Regions from separate parts of the Mus musculus genome. Here region 1 is linked to region 2. The links are chromatin loops, found by intact Hi-C in ENCODE. Cell type or tissue: heart. All regions are shown on one strand. Each heading gives the region's core, and the rest is flanking DNA. Links, peaks and the distances in the headings are about the cores only.

Region 1 (10,500 bases), core at 4,806-7,305, 58 kb after region 2:
CTGGGTAAAATAAAATATTAAAATCTATTAGAAAAGTTGTACAAAGTCCAGACTTTATACAACAGGTACTCACAGTATAAATTAACTGACTGTTTCGTGGAGGATGATCACAATAATGTACACACCATGAGTAAAAGCTGCTGGGTAGAGGAGCCTCTGTGGACACAGGTCACAGAAAAGAACAAATGTGTAATTATAGTCATAGTAAACTCAAGCGTATGAATAGGATTAGAAGTAGCAAAGGAACTCACACAATATGTACTCACTGATAAGTGGATATTAGCCCCAAACCTAGGATTCCCAAGATATAAGGTACAATTTGCTAAACACATGAAACTCAAGAAGAATGAAGACTGAAGTGTGGACACTATGCCCCTCATTAGAATTGGGAACAAAACACCCATGGAAGGAGTTACAGAGACAAAGTTTGGAGCTGAGATGAAAGGATGGACCATGTAGAGACTGCCATATCCAGGGATCCACCCCATAATCAGCATCCAAACGCTGACACCATTGCATACCCTAGCAAGATTTTATTGAAAGTACCCAGATGTAGCTGTCTCTTGTGAGACTATGCCGGGGCCTAGCAAACACAGAAGTGGATGCTCACAGTCAGCTAATGGATGGATCACAGGGCTCCCAATGGAGGAGCTAGAGAAAGAACCCAAGGAGCTAAAGGGATCTGCAACCCTATAGGTGGAACAACATTATGAACTAACCAGTACCCGGAGCTCTTGACTCTAGCTGCATATGTATCAAAAGATGGCCTAGTCGGCCATCACTGGAAAGAGAGGCCCATTGGACACGCAAACTTTGTATGCCCCAGTACAGGGGAACGCCAGGGCCAAAAAGGGGGAGTGGGTGGGTAGGGGAGTGGGGGTGGGTGGGTATGGGGGACTTTTGGTATAGCATTGGAAATGTAAATGAGCTAAATACCTAATAAAAAATGGAAAAAAAAAGTAGCTGTAAGGAAATAACCATAAGACCCAGGGGAAAACTTAACTTTACGGAGACAGAAGTGGCAGAGGCCTAAAATGATTGATTTTGCTTTTGCTTGCTATGAGTGCTGATAAAATGGATGTTAGCTTAAAAGGAAGTGATTGTGTATTGTTATTTGGGAGTAATCTGAGGGTGACCACCAACACTGTATGGCTTGACAGAACCTTTTTGACTTTGTGATGTTGCAAGTGTAACAGGCAGTGCATTTCCAGCCATGCATCTTGATCTATGGCCTTGCTAGTGGGAGGCATCACAATGTGTGGCTGTGAGCTACAGCTTTCTAACAGCTGCATGCTCACGAGTATAAACATCAATATTCCACAATGTAGTTATTGCTCGACTATTCTTTGATGTTGGCTGGGTATATTCAAGTCTTTCCTTTGTACATCCAGTACTTGGTGTAACAAATTTTTTCTTTGTTTTTTGAGAATTCCTACATATTACAATGAAATATGATCACATCCAACCCATTTTTCTCTTCCAGTTCACCCAGTGTTTTCCCCAACATTCCTCCTTCAAATTTTATATCCTTTACTATCTTTGTTTTTATACTCCTCTCAGTCTGCCCACATGTATTAGGACTGAACACTGGAGCATAGAAAACTATAAGTGGCCACACCTTCAAAAAAGAATGATTTTTTTCCTCCTCTAGCTCCTCTGTTGTCGGGGTCGCTGTGAGCTTCACGGATGGCGGGGAACTGATTCCTGAGAGGTAAAGAATGAAACTTGGGTCAGGACCACTTGGGTTAGAAGGCACTGGGCCGAAAATTTCCAGAGTGTGACCTTGTGATTTATTTTGTTTATGCCTTTAAGCACGGGAAAACTTTAGAAAAAAGTCTCCATGTGACAATTATCCCAACAAAGCTTCAGGGATAGCTACTTGGAACCCTCCCTGAATAGGAGCATAGCACCATGGCCTTTAAAATAAGAATGAGTTCTGTTGACTGAAACAGTGTTCAGGGGAAGGGGCAAGGAAGGAAGACGTTATAATAATCATAAGGTTAGATTCTATTGCAGGATGCAAAGTCATAAGGATAGGTTTTATTCACTGAGAGGCTAAGCTCAGGATCAGGGCCTAAACAATGGTCAGAATACTGGGAATTCAGGAAGGCTGGGTCACAGAATAGCTAAAAAGATCACCCACTTATTACAACACCCACTCCAGCCTTCTGGGTGAAAAGGTATCAGTCATTTTCTTCCTTTGAAGAAGAAAAAACAAACAAACAAACAAACTTAACCTTTGACAACTCTGGATTTTCTAATGTTTTCTGTAAGCTGTGCCTCCTGCCCTCGGTAACTGGCGGGGTCTAGAGATGATCCAACCCATCAGAGCCAGAATTCTGGCTGGCTTCCTCTTGGACAGGTAACCCAACTGCTGAACATTTCTGAGAGTGATTGCTGTGCTCTGCCTAGAAGACAGCATTTCACAGAACTCCTCAACCTTCTGCTTGCCCATCCTTTCTGCTTCCCCTTGGGTTACTTTCCCTGATTGCTGCTTGAGGAGAGATGGTTCGTTTAGGGCTGTGAACTCAGTCCCAGTCATGCACCACAGCATTGCCTGCTGCTACACAAAAAAAGCTTCCCTGACAAAGGCTGAGAGAAGCCTAGGTCTATCGCTATGCACATAAGCATTTGAAAGACAGTTGGAACACTTAGCAATATAAAAATCTCACGTACTATCTGGAACCTGTGATCTCTTCAGCTATAGACTTCTGTACAAGATTTCGGTAATGGGCGTGAAATTCCCTCCTGTGGGGCAGGCTTCAAACAGCAGTGAGAAACTTGGTTCCTCCATGATAGTCCCACCATTATTGCATCAGAAAGCACATTGTGAGTGTCAGGTTACTATTTGCAGAATGCCATGTCCAGTATTAAGTAAGAACCTTGGTGTCTTTTCTTCCCTGGTAGCCTACAGAACACCTTGTACTTCAGACCTTTGGTTTTGTCTCTTTAACTTGGAGCACAAGTGAAAGGCGGGGGACTAGCAAGTGATCTGTATTAGGGAGTCAGGATATCTTAAGGTAGTGGGTTAGCAGACTGTAGGTCAAATCAAAGTATTGAAGTTAGATATTAGAGGGAAAAAGGTTTAAGTAGGGGAGGAGGCAGGAGCGTGAGTAAAACATGATGTAAGGACTATCCTAAAGCAACAACAACAACAATAACAAAAATCAAAAACAAGAGAACAACATGGAATCCTGTTATCTCACATTGTAGAACACATATGCAATGAAAGAAAAGAGGGGATACTGATAGCTAAAGGACTAAGCAAAGGTGAGAGTGTGGGTAGGAAAGAGAAGAAATAGTTTATAGATTAACCAGAACTAAGGTTCTATGGGAAATATTTAAGGAAATCCACTACTTCGGAAACTAATCTCAAAATACAACTTTAAACACACACACACACACACACACACACACACACACACACACACGCACACCAGAGTTTGAATGGAATTACTCTACCTGGGTGAATAATGTTGTTCCCAGAAAACATAGGTTATTAAATGAAAATTTCAATACAAGGCATGGGGTTACCTCCTGATGAGTTGTTGATCGGGGAGAACTCAGAGGTCTCAGAAAACAACACAGGATATTGTGATTGCCCTTGGTTTTCCTCTATAACCACATGTTAAGACACTATTGTTGAAGACTCCACACATCTCAGCTGTGGGACATAGAGAAATCAATCTCAAACTGACTGAGAAACTTACTCCCTGCTGGCTAAACGTATTTTTGATGGGACGTATTTTCAATTCATGATTTGTTTGTTGGGGCAGAACCCTGTGGTTGGTCAGGGACATCTGAATTTCATATTAATTTTTTTTAAATCTAAGGTACTTTTCCTTTGAACAAAAAGCTACATGTCTAGTATGCTCAAGAACTCAGATAAAGGTATATTCAGATCACACAAGATGTATAAATATCTTAAAATTATTTTCAATTAAAAGTATTTAGAAGAAAATTAGAGATCAGCTATAAATACATGGTGGACTATGTTGAATACTTTGCTATACAATTTCATATAATCTGATATAGGAAAGTTTGTGCTGTGACAATTCCTACATAGACCATCTGTGGTATAAAAATTGAGCACAAATTCAGTGTGCGTGTGTGCGTGCGTGTGTGTGCGTATGCACGTGTGCGTGTGTTTAGGTGGGTTTTGTTGAAAAGTTCCCGGAGATACATGTAAAGGTAAATGCTTGTCTTCCCATACTGTCTTGTGCAAATGAGTCTGATCAATAAGGAACAGACACTGAGTAAGAGTAGGTCACAGTGTCCTCTTTCCTTTGGGCCTAGCAGAGTTATGATGCTCAGGCTTCTGTCCTGCCTGCATTATTTATACCTTGGCTACTTTCTCAGGAGTAGACCCTTTAACAAACTTTAAATTGCCATAATTTGATTATGTCACTTTTCTTATGTAACCATGTCTGTCTGTCTGTCTATCTCTCTGTCTGTCTCTGCCTACCATTTTTCTATTATATTCTACATTTTCTTCCCATCCATTTTCATGTATGAACATACACAGAGTATTCATACTATGTACTATATTACTATTCAAAATTCAAAACAAGCTAGATCCATAAATTCTAATAAGGAATGCTTTCCAAAATGTACTATTAAGTGGTGAGGGAGCAAGTATGGATTGATATAATTTCAATCATATATACCACTTTGTTTTAACAGTTAACTATATAATTATAAAGAAAATGTTTTGATTTGCTAACTGGTGAATTGAAATTCATTATTTGTTTTCACAAATTTAGGAAGATTCTGTGATTCTCTTCATAATGTATGGGGTCTGTCATGTTTATTTATCTATTCAAAGGCTGTTTATTTAAAGCATATTATATTCCAGATACTTTTATGAAAACCTGGGCAACAGTAATAAACTGTTTTATACAACTTACATTATAGTACTAAAAACAATGAAATTGTAGATTCTAAGACCTATGTGATATATTGGGGCAACAAGAATAAACTTTTATATTTAGAAAATATCTGTAAGAAACTAGCCTAAACACAGACTTGAGAAACACATCTGTGAAGGATATTTTAAACAGGAGTATCTAAGGCTTGTAGGTGAGAGTATGACTTATGTTAGGACAGAGATGAGCTTGGACCAAGTGGGCAGAGGGACAGAGCTTCATGGGTTCCACAGATAGTGATCAGATCACTAGGATGTTGGCAAGGCTGTCAGAGCTTGAACTATCCTCTGGTAAGGTGAATCCATTGAAGATGTTAAGCAGTTGGTCAGTATGATTTGTTGCCATTTGATTATTAATACCCTAACTCATGTGTGACAAATAAGTGGATAGGAGACATGGAGGCAGCAATTGGGTAACCGAGAGACAACTGCAGTTATTCAGGTGAGATTGGTCTCCAGACGTACAGCACAGAGGAGCAGTGGTAACAAGCTAGAGAAGGCACATGGGTAGACCTCAGTGAGAAAACATTGAACACTGGTTGGGGATACCCACCACTTTCTGTAGAGGTGTCCTAGGTGACATCACTTGAATTTAGTCCCGACACTCACTATAACACAAACCCAAAACCTATAGATACAACTTCAGAGACCAAACAAATGGATCTTAGAACTGGGGCACATAATACAATTCAAGTCCTAATGTGAAAAATAAAAGGTTTTTTTTTTTTCTATCTGTATTGGAGTAGAAATTACACTTGCAATATATGTATGTATTAGTGATGTGTGTCTAGATTCCAAAAGTGGCCCAGAAATACAACCATCCAACTGTTAATATGTATCTGAGGGGTAGACAGTGGAATGTTTCAAGGTTTTTATTCAGCACCCGGCTTCTGTGTTTATGGGATCCACATCTCCAGACTGAACTGTGGCTCACAGCAGCTTACATGAAGAGGGAAGGGTAAATAGAGATTTTTTTGAGGAGTCAGGTAGGAGGGATGGATGCCATTAAGATACAGAAGTGGATGCTCACAGTCAGCTATTAGATGGAACACAGGGCCCCCAGTGGAGGAGCTAGAGAAAGTACCTAAGGAGCTGAAGGGGTCTGCAACCCTATAGGTGGAACAACAATATGAACTAACCAGTACCCCCAGAGCTCATGTCTCTAGCTGCATTTTTAGCAGAAGATGGCCTAGTCAGCCATCACTGGGAAGAGAGGACCCTTAGTCTTGCAAACTTTATATGCCTCAGTACAGGAGAAACACCAGGGCCAAGAAGTAGGAGTGGGTGGGTAAGGGAGCAGGGGTGGGGAGAGGGTATAGGGGACTTTCGGGATAGCATTTGAAATGTAAATGAAGTAAATACCTAATAAAAATTGGAAGAAAAAAATACATGGTTTACATAAAACAAAACAAAGTAGTGCCTGAATTGAATTTGCACAGACTTTACTGTTCTTGCCATTATTCCTAAATGACTCTATTTAGTAAATAGTTACATAGCGTTTATGTTGTATGAACTACTAGGACTAAGGCAGAACTGGTTTACACATATAAGAGGATGCACATGGCTTCTGTGTAGGCTGAACACCATTTATATAATGGATCTGATGATCTGTAGATTCTAGATCTTCAGAGGTCTTCAATCTAATCCTCCAAGGACATTGAGCAGTGATAGTTTTTACAAGGCTGCTTTTGTGATTTTTGGAAGAGAAAGAAGTATTTGAAAGGTAACTCTACTTGTGTTGCAATGGTCTTATTACTAGTTTCAACTTTGCAAAAAAAAATTAGTATTCTACAATGAATGCCATGTATTGTGCTGATTTTAATATATTCCAAGTTGCTTAGACATTTTTAAAGCTGAATATGCTTCAAATTTTGCCGCATTACATGTTTTTCTCATTAACTCTTATTGCCCTGAGCATCCTGTCTCTATTGTAATTGTTGTCGATGACTGAAGTAAAGTAGCTATTAAGAATTTCAACCCTCACCTTTTTGGATCCCGCTTTTTCTCTTGTCCCTAAGAAATAGTTAGCCCACCCTTCCTGTGTCATGTTCTGACTTCATAATCACTTCTAATCTCTGGCAAGCTTCCCTCTGCATCCTTTGATGATGGTACTCTGTTATAGCTTTCCCATTTTAAATGTCCCCTGGATGCCCTTACTAATTATTTTTTTTCTGCAAGCATCATTTTTAAACCCTGCCTGTTCCTTTTAGATGATTGCTTTCCTTCTTTTATTCCATGGCCTTAAAAAAAATCTGCCTCTTAAGTAAGTAGAGAAGAAATCTGAAAAGCAGTAAAGATCAGACATTTGCCAAGGAGAAATTCCTTGTGCTTGCCCCCCTTGCTTATAAAATATAGACATTTTGCTTTCATGAAGACAATTCAGGCTTTTATACAGTTTTACAGTCTTACAAGAAAGACTGTTTTTCTGTTTTTCTCATTCTGGGCCTCCCACAGATTTCTCTGACTTAAGTGGTGAACAGGAAGTGCTCTTTGGTTGGTCAAGAGCACCACAACTTTTACAGGGAATGAAAACAATAAAATTTGATTATTTTGACTGGCTTATAAATTACTTTAATCTGAATTGTGAATTTTCACTTAGGATCTCCTCACAAAATTTTAGGACGAGTGTAAAAAGGAGAGGAAAAATAATCATAGGAGATGCTGTTGGTGCAGGAAGTTCTACATTACAGCCACAATACGCAGAACATAAGCAGATTGTGAGAAAAGTCAAGGAAACCAGCAACTTAAATAGACTGAAATATTACAAGGTTTGGGAGCCTTCCCAAGCAGTTGGCAGATATATAGTCTTATCAAACATACATATATTATATATCATATATTCCATATATATGTATGATACAGTAGAATAATTTATTTAATCTGTGTGCTTCTGAAAACTCTGTATTTTAATAACAGTGAATAATAGTCAGTGGTAAAGTACTATCGATGACCAAGGGAAAAATGCTTTCAAATGTACATGTTTATGAAAACGTCCTAACTATGTTTGAGTGCCCATTTTTGCCCTCCAGTAAATAGATGGACATCCATCATTTGAGTGAAAGAAGAGGGGACAGCAAGTGTTATGCTATTTTAAAGTCTGTCCTTGTAATGTAGAGTATTACCATCTCTCGATAATCTGCCCTCACCATAGTTAACAGTTCACACTTAGGTGCTTCCAAGTACTTGTCTCACTGGCTGACTACTAAGTTTTTCCAGCTCTTACAACAAACTTCTGAAGTATACATCCTTTGTTCCATTGCCATTTCAAGAGGAGATGGGAGACCACACATCACAAGAACAGTAATTTCCTGCCTTAGTATCAGGTCTTGGAGAACTGACTATTGGATCAGTATTTGGAAAAGTATTTCAAACAGGAGTCAAACTCTTCACTCTTTTCCCCATTCATTTCCCCTTTCATTTACCAGTGACTAGGAATTCCATTGTTCTAGTTCAGGCTGCACACAAATATCCGACTCTTTTACTTTCATGATACACACCATCTACCAGCAAACTTAGTGACCTGTGCCGTCTTTCTCAATAGAGCATCCTATGGAATTCTTGAAAGTGTAAGCCATGGCACATCCCATGATGTCTGACTGGACACTGACAGTCAAAGCCAGAAGAATTTATCTATGAATCCGCCGATGGGCTCAGATCAGAATCTCTTGATGCAGCCGAATCATTTTGGATATGTTTCTTTCTCCCAGTGACCCTACTGGTCAGTTTCTGTATCAACAACTATCACTAGTTCATCTGTCATACACTTGGTTATCTTGCAGTCACTGGGAATAAAGAAGACAAAGGAAAGAAAAACCTCAATTTCGTGAAACTTGCTTTCTGCTGGAAAGAGACATACAGTTAAAAACAACCATTTGTTTCTATTCCAGATGCTAATGTATTCCAAAATGAAACCAAAGCGATGATGGAAAGGTGGCTGGGAGTCTTTGAGGAGTGACCACCCTAAAGTTGATGCTTGAACAGAGACCTAAGATAGAATTGAGCCATGTAAGAAAACAACTAACAGTGTGTTCCCAATGACCTCTACTTCTATTTTTAGTTACACAGCATATTCTATATTGAGAGGGTTTCTTAATAGCAATAATGCCCTGAGGGAAAATGCATTAGCAATTTTATGTCTATTGTCCTTAAAATAAAAGCCTCTTGATTGCTACATGTGGAAAACAATGGTTTTCAAAGACTTTTCAGATGCATAAAATCATGTTATAAAGTAATGTGGAACATATTATTTATTAAATTTTTGCAAGCAGGAGTTTCTAATAATTAGGCTGCAGTTCAACCTAACACTTGGCTTTATTATGTGAATTTTGGTTGTGTATTTTCAGTAATGTATATTTTCTCCATGTAGAAAATGGATGTTAGTTAGGGACTACATTAAATATGAATATCTCTATGTTCATATTTCTCTAAAGGATTATATTGTGTTGTCAAATCTGTATTTTCAATTGGATTTGCTCTCTTATGGCTTAACACTATCCATAAATAACTTTTTTCAGCATGCCAAAATTGCTGCCATTAGTACTTGCCTTACATCCTGCTTCTCAGTAGGATATGGAATAACATAAGAAAATCATCTTTCTTTGTCACCACAAAACTCTAGGAGTTAAGTCTCAGATTTCAACTACTTTGGCTTGGATCTTGTTTCTGTCTCTGAACACTTAGGATGGCAAAGACATATAATCTCTTCAATAGCTTAGAGATATCTTCAGTACAGTCAGCTGGATCTAAAACTGTGGACAAAGAACAAGTGACTTTTTCTCGAAAAGAAAGCCAAATACTTTTTTAAATTAGATATTTTCTTCATTTACATTTCAAATGTTATCCCCAAAGCCCCCTATATCTTCCACCATTCCTGCTCCCCAACCCACCCACTCCCACTTCCTGGCCCTGGCAATCCCCTGTACTGGGGCATATGATCTTCGCAAGACCAAGGGCCTCTCCTCCCACTGATGGCCAACTAGGCCATCCTCTGCTATATATGCAACTAGAGATGCAACTCTGGGTTGGGGGGTACTGGTTAGTTCATATTGTTGTTCCTCCTATAGGGTTGCAGACTCCTTTAGCTCCTGGGTACTTTCTCTAGCTCCTTAATTAGGGGCCCTGTGTTCCGTCAAATAGCTGACTGTGAGCATCCACTTCTGTAAATCATGTATGTGAGTGTGGTTACAGACAATATTTCCAAGATGGTAATTGTCATTATATAACTCCCCTCTCTCCCTCTATTCCTCCCTTCTCACTCTCTCTCTCTCTTTCTACCTCCCCTCCCCTGCCCCCACCCCTGCCACTTCCCAAATACTTTTTTTTAATAGCAGTATCAAACCTGCAGCACGGGTCAATTGAACTAGCTTCTTGGACCTTTTGTCTTTTTATAATAAGAAAGAAAACCCAGTGAACTAAAGTTAGAATTAATGTCACTGAAGATCTGAAAACTATTTATGCCTCTTATTCTATTTATTTGATCCTTTTATTTAGGATACACAAAATCTGTGGGAACATTCTTGATTCCCTTCTATTCTCCTCTAGTAGGCATGGTGTACAGTCACTGTTGCTCCTGATTC
Region 2 (10,500 bases), core at 3,938-6,437:
CAGTTACATAGTTCTAATACTTCTCAGAGGCATTTTTGAACTAGAGACAATTTTTTAAAAAATGGCACAAGTATGGTATCAGAAAATTCTACTCCAGGTGTCAGTGATGGGGCCCTGTAGGTAAAGGCACTTGATACCAATCCTCACAACCTGAGTTCGATCACCAGGACTCTATGGTATAAAGAATGAGCTGGCTCCCTTAAGTCTTCCCCTGACTTCTACATGCATGCTAAATAATGAGTAAATAAAATGTAAATTTTACAGTGGAACTTTCTATTCCAGATCTAAATTAGCTACTAGCCTCTATCTGAATCATTTTGTCATATCTTACCTGACCATTAATTTCTTCCTTTGTGAAAGAGGACTTACATTAAGCCCCACTGCAAAGATTCATGGGAGACTCAGATAAATGACCACGTCTTAGCTTTGTGAGTGTATTACAAAGCCCTGTGTGAGGATAAATTTTATAATTATTGCCATTGCCTGTGTGGTTTTTATCTTGAAATAACGATTCTCATCACTTTGAGGATGTTTTCAAGATCTAAGCTGAAAATAACGAGCTGCTCCTGGTGTAGACTTCCACCATATTGACATGATAGCTTTCTAAATCGAAATCACATAGGAACAATGTATGATAAGCAATTAAACCATCGAGTTAACTTCAAGACATTTATTTTATATAGGCACGGCCCTTCTACTAATGTAAGATGATCTGTAACCACTCTCAATGTTCGTCTTCAGTATGTCTGTTTATTTCCCTTAGGGTGATGATTCCTGTATGTTCATGATCTGAGACATTTGCAATAAGGTCAATAATACCTAACCCATAAGGTTTCAAAGGAAAAAAACATAATCATATTGCTTATTTGAATTTTGATGTTTGAAAATGTGTACAGAGTCTGTGGGCAATGATATTAGGAAGTAAATAATCACAGACTAGCACCAGGCAACTGCTCTCAAAAACTGCTAGAATTTTTTTTTTTATGAAGAAAGAAAAAATTCACAGAGAATGTATTTAACTTGATTAACGGACCGTATGTATTTTTTTTTTTAAATTTCACACCCTACAGCAATTTTTTTTCCACAAAAATAACTCTCTGCAATAACGAGTAGAATTCTTTTCTAACTGCTTGCTTTAGAAACTACTACAAATAGATGTTTCTCCTGCTTTTCCTTTGGCATCTTTCTTGTATCTGTTTTGTCCTATTCCAATTGTTTGATTTATTTTATTTTATATTTTACTATTATTTTTAAGATACATATTTGTTTTCTTTTTTCATATTTAGTTTTTATGCATAGCCATAAACTTAACTCTGCTTTCCAGGTAGACTTGGAGAGGGAATGAGGAAAATATGGAACCCCCAAAACTTCAATGATTGCAGAGATCAGAGAGTATTGTGAGCAGATGAGGAGGGGTCATAGGTACTCTCCTGAGGTACAGAGGGAATGGTCTGGTGGGTAAGATGCCTACAAGCCAAAAGAATTAGAGTTGTCCACAGATGGAAACGGTGATCATCTTGCTGGTCTTGCCATTCCCATATCCCAGATGCTCCAAGGCTTCCACGTTGTGCATGCCTCTCTTCACCTTCCCAAACACCACATGTGGCCATCTATCCACTCAGTCTTGGCAGCGCAGATAAAAACAATCTGGAAACCATTTGTGTTTGGCCCACTATTTGCCATGAACAAGATACCAGGACCTGTATGCTTCAATATGCAATTCTTATCCTCAAAATGTCTCTCCGTAGATGGACCTGTTACCAGGAGCACCATGGTGTGTGAAGTTGCCACCTTGCCACATGAATCCTGGTATAATTCTGTGAAAGGAGGAACCCGTCTATCCAAGTCCTTTCTCCCCAGTGCTCAGAGCACAGAAGGTTTCTGCTGTCTCTGGAAGTTTGTCTGCAAACAGCTCGAAGGAGATGCTTCTCAAGGGCTCAGCCATTGGCCAAGATGTTGAATAACAGGGTGGGGTGGACCATGACTGCAGCGGACAGCGGCATCTGCAAAGCCCCAGCTTGTTTCCTCATGAGAGAGAGGAAGGGTGTGGACTCAGATAAGAGGGAGATGGGGAGGTTGTTGGAGGAGTTGGGGAGGGGAAGCTGTAATAAGAATATACTGTATGAAAAAATCTACTTTCAATAAAAGAAAAATAGAAAAAAAGTAAAAACAAAAGAAAATAAAACTGAAGTAAGTAGCTGTCAACAAAGAAATAGAACAAGGAGGTCAAGACAGGGAACACACTGAGGAGAGAAGAGATCAGTATTAACACTGGAGGCTGACTATGACCCCTACTCCAGCACCTTCTATCCACACATTTGATTCTTAAGAATGAAAATGTCACCAAATTATAATCTAATTTTTGTCATCATTTGTCATTATTTTTCTTCATTCAATTTTAGAGCCAACACCACACACACAGACATACACATATGCATGCACACAGACACACAGAGAGACACATACACAGACACTACACACACACACACACACACACACACACACACACACACACACACTACATTCTCATATCTTACTTCCAATCTATTCAAATTATAACATTTATAGATAAATTGGAGTGTGTTTCTATGTTAGATCTATACTTAGCTTCACATACAAATATACAGATACATATGAATATAACCATATATTCTGAAATAGCTGTAGTCATAAAATGACAATTTTATGTTTCCAGTTGACAGGATGTAAGTAAAGAAACTGAGAATATTGAAGGAATGTAGCCATTATATATGCTCATGGGTGCAGACACTTACTCAACAGGAACAGGGAGGGTGTTTTGGTTAATGCTTAGGGAAGAACGGGTACTTTCCAGTCTATGAGTGATAAATGGCTTCCTGACCACTAAGCAGAGATGAATTCCTGGGCTTCTCGGTAATACCCTTGCATCACCATATCTAGTAGAGTTTGTCACAATATCTGGATAAGTAGTATTAACGATTAGTCATTTACAATTACAATAACCAAATGAACTAGAATATAAAATACTATTTAAAATTTCAGCAAAAACTAAACTTTATAGAACTAACTCCAACAAAATATATTTAAGGACTTTTTCCCAAAGACTCCAGATTCTTACTAAAGATGGCATTAGTAAAAATTATTGGAAAATTGTCCTCCCAAACAGAATTCTTCCACGAAAGTAACAAAATCTTCTATCTTTAGGACTCTGAAAATTAATGGAAGGCTTTCAGCTGCCTGGTGCCAAGCTCCATAACTCCTTGATACCACTGAAAAAAAATATCTGAGACCTGGAGTCCAGCCTGAAGCCCACTACCAACAGTCAAGTTGTGCTAGTATTCCTTCAAAAGCTAAAGCTTTCTTCTCAATGATGTCCTAGTTACTGCTCTAACAGAAAACAGTAAGACCCCAGTTACACAACTTTGTATTTGACCTAAGTTGCCATATTTAAGATGAAAAATTCCTGCCCCATTTATTCAAAATAAGTACATTTTTCAAACACATGTTTTAACTTGCCAGGTACTTGAGTAAGTGGGTAGAAGTTGGGGCAAACCTGATTGTGGGACCCTTTCTTCCTACTGGATTGCCTAGTCCAGCCCTGTTTGTGCCTTGCCTTATTGTTACGTCACATTTGATCTGTATCTCTGGAAGGCCTGTTCTTTACATAAGGGAAAGGGAAAAGCAGTGGATGGGGTGGGGGACATAGGGCAGAACTGGGGGAGTGAAGGACCTGTATCCTGGCATGCAATCTAGGTGGGAGCAGAAAAGCCTAATTAACTAAGAACCACTGAGCAGAAATGGCAGAATGACTTGGCTGATAGAATCAATTCCTCTTTCTCTTCCCTCCCTCCCTCCCTCCCTCCCTCCCTCCCTCCCTCCCTCCCTCCTTCCCTCCCTTCCTCCCTCCCTCCCTCTCTCCTTCTCTCTCTCCCTCCTTCTCTCATCTCCTCCCTCCCTCTCTCACTCTTCCCTTCCTTCCTTTGACCTTTCCTTTTTCTTTTTTGCAGTGCTGCTATAGGTGAACCCAGAATATGTGCATGCTAGGTAAGCACTCCACCACTGAACCACACTTCCAGCTTCAGCACATATAAATATTAGTGTAGTGGTGTAGCGTTCAGTAGCTCATCATACCAAGATGTCCCTTTGGTCCTAAGACTATTTAATACAAAATTTACCCTTAGCAGATTTTGGTATATATACTATATACTAAATAAATTATATACTAAATATATTGCATACTTTATATAGTATATAATATGTATTATGTATAGTTAGTATACAGTGTACATTTATGTGCGTGTTGCTATTAACTATAGCAAGTTTGATAGATTTGCTAGGATTTGTTAAATCTGTGTAATTTAAATTGTGCAGTCTAACAGATCTGCTTCTTTGGGTTTTTTGAATGAGTTTATTACGTACATACCAAGCAAAAGAATATAGTTAGCGAGTATCAGATAGAGAGAAGCATCAGGTAAATATTAAGACATCATCAGAGTGGGCATTCACAGCAGGCAGTAGAAACAGCTGTGGAAATCCTATTGAGGAAGCCAGCAAGAGTCCCAGTTCCAGAGTCCTGGATGGAGCAAGGTCCCCTTCAGTGAGACTCCCAAGGAAAAGAACACAAAGCAGTACAAGATAGACAACAATATCAAGCAGGCTCTGCACCACCCCTAAATGACCTGGAAGAGCCCAAACACAGCAGAGCACTCTGCATGCATGATCCTCTGGCTTACCCCTGCCCCACCCCCACCTCACCCCTGAAAGCATCTTTTATACTATGGGATGAACTAATAGCAACTTCTCTTGGAAATGATTTATTTCCTAGCTGCTCTCATGGAAACAATGTTTCAAACCCTTGGCTGCTTGCTGCCTTTCTTGTTACAGATTGAAGAGGGAAGCCTGCCCAAGACAGGACATATTTGAGGACACTTTGAAGTAAACATTTGGGTCTGAAAGGGGGGAGGCAACCCCACTTTCAGAGTCAGTTTCTCCATTAGCCGAAACAGCACATGACAATTTACCAATATAAAGCACATTGCATCTTGCTATATTCCTCTCTGCGTATGCGCACAATAGATGCTTTGGTGTGCTATATTGCTGATACATTTCAAGGCCAAGATATTCACTCCCCCAGCTTTATTGTTGGCAACTTGCAACGGTGTCCCTGTCTGAGAATTGCTTTCAGCTGCAGGAAACTGCCTAGCCTTTTCCCCAGGGAATCACACATCCAGTAACTGTTTGATGTAGGAGTACAAAGGCCTGGCCCATTGGCTTCAGTTGGGAGTAATTCTGCAGGGGCAGCCACACTTGAGAGCTCCCTGGGGGTTTCCTTCATTGGTGGTTGGAGCTGTGCTCTACTTCGCATTCACCTTCTGCCCATTGCTGCTTCACAGTTGTAGACATCACACCCTCTAAAGTACCAGATGCATACAAATGTCAGGTAGGCTAAGAAAAACGACCTTCCCCAGATGACTGTTTTTATGATTAGTCTCTGTGTTATCAGACAGAAAAGACAATTCCAATTTTCCCATGTATTAGCTCACATCTAGCTAATATGCAGTGGGTGTTTGTATCGGCTTAGTTTTCATGATATATTATTCTTCAGAATGACTTTTGAGATAGGTAGTACCATATTTCAGTGATGTTAAGATCTGTTAATTATATAATGCTTCATCAATTTGTACCAGCTATTAGGGAACAAAAGGAAATAATTATATAAGCACAACATATAACATTCTTATTGCCATATTTTTAACCTGTAATTTTTTTATTTAGCTCAAACCCTTCTTAATTGATAATGTAAAAAAAAATCTTCTAAATGTTTACCCCGTAGCATTCCTAAGCATCCAATTCCATTCATAATTCAGTCTCAGGACTTTTACTAATTTAGCATCTTTTTGATTGTTACTCAAATACAAAACATTACTTAATCTTTTAAATCAGTTGGTGATTAAATCTTTTAATGTTGTTATTGGCAAATTCTAAACAATGGTTTGTCTCTAGTTTTGGCAAAAACTATATGTAAATCATTTACTATATTTTTTTATGTACAAATCTGAAAGATATATCTAAACTGTAATAGGGTTGCTGTATTTTGCAACACTAATACAATGTGTTCAGAAATTTAAGCCATATTTTTCTGAAATTTGGACATTTAGGAAAAGTTAGCAGGCAGTTGAACCAATAGATACTAATGACAGTGATGGTTCTTCACAATGTGTAATTCAGTCACAAAGACCCATCTAATCTTTGACAATCACACTGGGTTCCTTAATATTTCTTCCCATTTGTACTTACAATAGTTACCCTGCCTGGCATGTGTTAGTCACACTGCTCCTCCTGCACTGGCAAGCTTTGTTTTAGTGCAGAATTAATGGGTTATTATTCTGAGGATGTTAAAAATAAGATTTAGAGTTCAAGTTTAGGTCAGATCATTTTGCAGACTTCTGGTTATATAATGTAAACGACTCAAGGGCAGTCCCCTTAGAGTGAAGTGGTTCAGTCTGTGTATGTTTGTTTTCACATGTCTGAGCTATATAAGATACATTAGAATGTTGACACCACTGGCAGGTTGGTGTCAAGATTCAGCATCATCACTGTTTGCTGCATCTTGATTTCCCAAAGTTTTAATAGGAAAACCCTCTATTGGCTGGAATGAAATGGAGTGTTGTTAGTATGAGACAAAGGTTAGAATGATGAAGACCTACTGACCCAGTCACTGAAACAGCTGATGTCATAACCAAGCTGGTTGGGCTTATACATCAATACTATAATACCTGCTGTCAATAAATATAATCAGGAGATGAATGAATTCATCAATCAGAAACTATGGACTTGCAATTGTTATACTTGTATTCAAATTCCTATGCTGCTAAAGGACAAATGGAATCTTGAGATCTAGAAATTGGACTTCAGAATGGTGATAAAGAGGAGAACAAAGGGAGACAAGTTAAATACAGCATTTGAAACATTAAGAAATGTAGGTAGGCTCAAGAACAACTGGGCAAGCTAACTCAGATTTTGTGAAAAAGGAATACTGAAAGTTATTTGCAATCCTGTGTATTTTATTTGAAGCCAGGAAGATTATCATAGTCACCTAGAAACTTTGTAGGGCAGTGGACTTCTATAGGTATTTTTAAGGAAGCATTGGTCATATCTGACCGAGAGGAAAAATTATCAGAAGAGACTCATGAGAATTCACCCTTGAGAATTTAAAAGTGAGCTATTGCAGGAAGAGATGCATGGACAGGAGTCCTGAGGCAATGGCTGGTTTCAAGCTGTGGCAGATTATATTACTGGCATTAATCAGGCATGTGTATTATGATGCCTTGCACACTGCTTAAGGCCACGAAGCTTTATTTAGAAAATGTAGATTTGCATTTAGTTGCTAGATTTATTTATTTATTATTCATTTCAAATACTTCTAACTACAAGGATAGGATCTCTTATAGTAGAACTGATATTACTTTTTAGTGTGTACATTTTAGTAATGAATATATATATTCATATATGTATATACATCTTAGTGGTGGATATACATCTACAAACACAGACAGTGAAAGAGCTGACATTTGAACATAGAGCAGCCTGAATCTAAAATCAATACTATAATATCACATGGATTCTGACTTCAATAATTATATAAATTGTTAATCAATTACTTATACACATACATATATGAAGTTTTTTTCCTTCAATCTTTTTATATTTTTTATTTTTTACACTCCATATTTTATTCTGCCCCATCCACCCTCCAACTCTGCCACATAACATACCTCCTCCCCACATCCCCTGTCTCCACATGGATGTCCCCACCCCCAACCCACAAGACCTCTAAATTCCCTGGGACCTCCAGGGTCTTTTCTTGAGGGTTAGGTGCATCATCTCTGAATGAACACAGAAACAGCAGTCCTCTACTGTACGTGTGTTGGGGACCTCATATCAGCTGGTGTATGCTGTCTGTTTGGTGGTCTAGTGTTTGAGAGATCTAGGGGGTCCAGATTAATTGAGACTGCTGGTCTTCCTACAGGATTGCCCTTCTCCTCAGCTTCTTTCAGCTTTCCCTAATTCAATAACAGGAGTCAGCTGCTTCTGTCCATTGGTTGGGTGTAAATATTTGCACCTGACTTTCAGCTGCTTGTTGGGTCTTTCAGAGGGAAGTCACAATAGGTCCCTTTTTGTGAGTGTTCCATAGCCTCAGTAATAGTGTCAGGTCTTGGGATCTCCTCTTCATCTAAAACCAACAGAATACACAAGATACAGTACAGAATACACAAGATACAGTCTACAGAACTCAAAAAGGACAACAAGCTGAAGTGCACAAGTAAGGATGCCTCAGTCCTACTTGGGAGAGAGAAGAATCAATATATGAAGTTTTAAGATTCTCAAATTAATAAAAATTAATAAAAATAACTCTTAATATTTCCAAACTTTATTCATATTTTTGGATTCAAAATCAATTTAGACAATTCCTTGTTAGAATGTTTTAATAACATTTATCACGAGTGAACCTATGCATCCTCTGAAGTATTGTGTTAGGAAATGTATCACAGAAGTTCTGTGTATCCTTATAGTAAGAAGTGATGCCAATTGTATTACAGTATGAAAATCTGTGTTTGAAGAGGACTATCAGTCACTATCATCTATGTATTCAGGTAGACTAAAATATAGATTAATAGAAAACATACATACAGTGAGCATTGGTCACATCCATCCAGCCTTCTTTCATTTCTTGCTCTCACCTCTTGCAAGCACCCTTTCCTTTCCTACATAATTATTATTCTATGTTGGGCTTACTTTCTTTTTTTTTTCAATCATTTTTGGTTTATTTCTACATATGAAAGAAAGCATGTAATACTTGTTTTTGTTTTATTTATTTTGCATTGCTTGATTCCTCTGCTTCTATTTATTTTATAGGAAATGGCAGGATTGCATTCTTCTCTCTGCTTAAATGATATCTATATATATTCACATGTGTATAAACATTTTTTTTCTTGTTCTGTGCATCTCTTGATGAACATCAAGACTCGGTCCATACCTTAGCTTTTGGTAAGAGTGCTGCAACAAACATGGGTGCATGGCATATCCTTTGTATGCCAACTTTAACTTCTCTGCATGTATACTCCTTACACATACCTGTCTCTGAGAACCCACACACATCTACTGCACTGTTTCAGTAGAAAGTACAAGAGTCAAACCTGGTTCATTGGAATGTCAGACACAAACCCACAGAGTGTGACACTGTAGAGTGGATGAAGCAAACAAAGAACAGAGAGGCAAACAAAGTACTCTGACCACAGTCTAAGAGAGACTGCTTCCTGAGACCAGTGGCGAGGATGATCTCAGATGGATTCATAGCATTGAAACCTGTCACCCATGAGCTTCCTATCACCTTATCTTCAGCACAACACCAGACACAGGCACCTGTGAGGACCAAGGCAAACAATGAACTCTATGGTTTCTTATCTGCAGTGCATGCTGAGGAAGGCTTGAGAAACATTATGGGTCCAGCTACTGCCTCTTTCTCAGGGCCTAGAAAGGTCATGCAAGAAACCCATCCTGAGAATAGATCTCATTGCATTCACATACTCTGTCATCTGAAAGGATTTTTCCAGCCTCTAATACTGACTCACTTATGTTCAATCATTGATAGATATGGTGCTGAATTTGTGGAGATAAAAATGTGTAGAGCCCCATTCATCCTTAAGACTAGACATCAAGGGTCCAATTCAGGTTCTTCTCATGTACAGGCCCATCTAGAATAGACAAGGGAGGATTCAGCCAAGTATTTATAATATTACCACCTATTTATACAGCCCCCATGATTACATCAGACCATGTGTCTGATTTAAATAAAATACATTAAATGAAGTATCTATGAAACATCTAAGCACGATTTAAAAATGAGATTGAGCTTTGAATCCTTCATAAAACTGCTCAGGTAAACACTGATGGATATATATATATATATATATATATATATATATATATATATATATATTTGTAGCTGCTTGCTTAGCAGTTTAAAGAACCTGAAGAAATAATTTCATGTAGTTGTATACAGTGCCTGTTATATATTACACTTCTACCAAAAATGTACCAGCGGTCCTTCTTCATATTCTAACAGGAATTTGGAAGCATCCCTTTTTTTATTCATTTAGTGGTGAGTGGCAATTGGCATTGTACTTGGGATTTGCGTTACTCGTGGCGAAGATGTTCAGAACTCCTCATGTACCTACTGGCTACTCCTCTTATTGATCTGTCTCTGTCTCTTGATGGCTTTTGCTTGTCACTAATTTTCTTGTTTATTCTTTTCCTTTCTAGATTGGTGGGCTATTCATCTATTTTTCTGTTGGGTCATGGTTTGTAAATATGCCCTTCCCCTATGTTTTTATTTTATTACCCTTTAGTATTTCTCAGTATTTCAGTGGAAGGTCTTAATTTGATGAAGTTGTCAATCAGTTTTTTCCTTCTGTTCTATATTCTGAGTGCTGTTGACTTGCCAAGGTCAGCGTCAATACT

The links. Peaks named below come from ENCODE experiments on the same cell type or tissue, not always from the same donor. Only the 100,000 strongest peaks of a DNase experiment are listed, where the experiment ranks them.
Region 1: a loop joins it to region 2, with 4 times the contacts of the local background. A loop is called at or near these places in 2 of 42 quality-filtered maps.

What each region holds. Positions count from the first base shown.
Region 1 is chr3:134,420,868-134,431,367 of GRCm38, forward strand. It overlaps 4930539C22Rik (RIKEN cDNA 4930539C22 gene), which reads right to left and starts at 2,768. Exons shown (of 9, transcript NR_040600.1): 1 at 2,677-2,768; 2 at 1,619-1,704; 3 at 74-156. In heart, for the core only: no CTCF peak of the experiment used is centred there; no DNase peak of the experiment used is centred there.
Region 2 is chr3:134,364,123-134,374,622 of GRCm38, forward strand. It overlaps the pseudogene Gm6077. Among named protein-coding and RNA genes, the nearest start is that of 4930539C22Rik, 54 kb to the right of the region's middle. In heart, for the core only: no CTCF peak of the experiment used is centred there; a DNase peak (open chromatin) is centred at 5,219.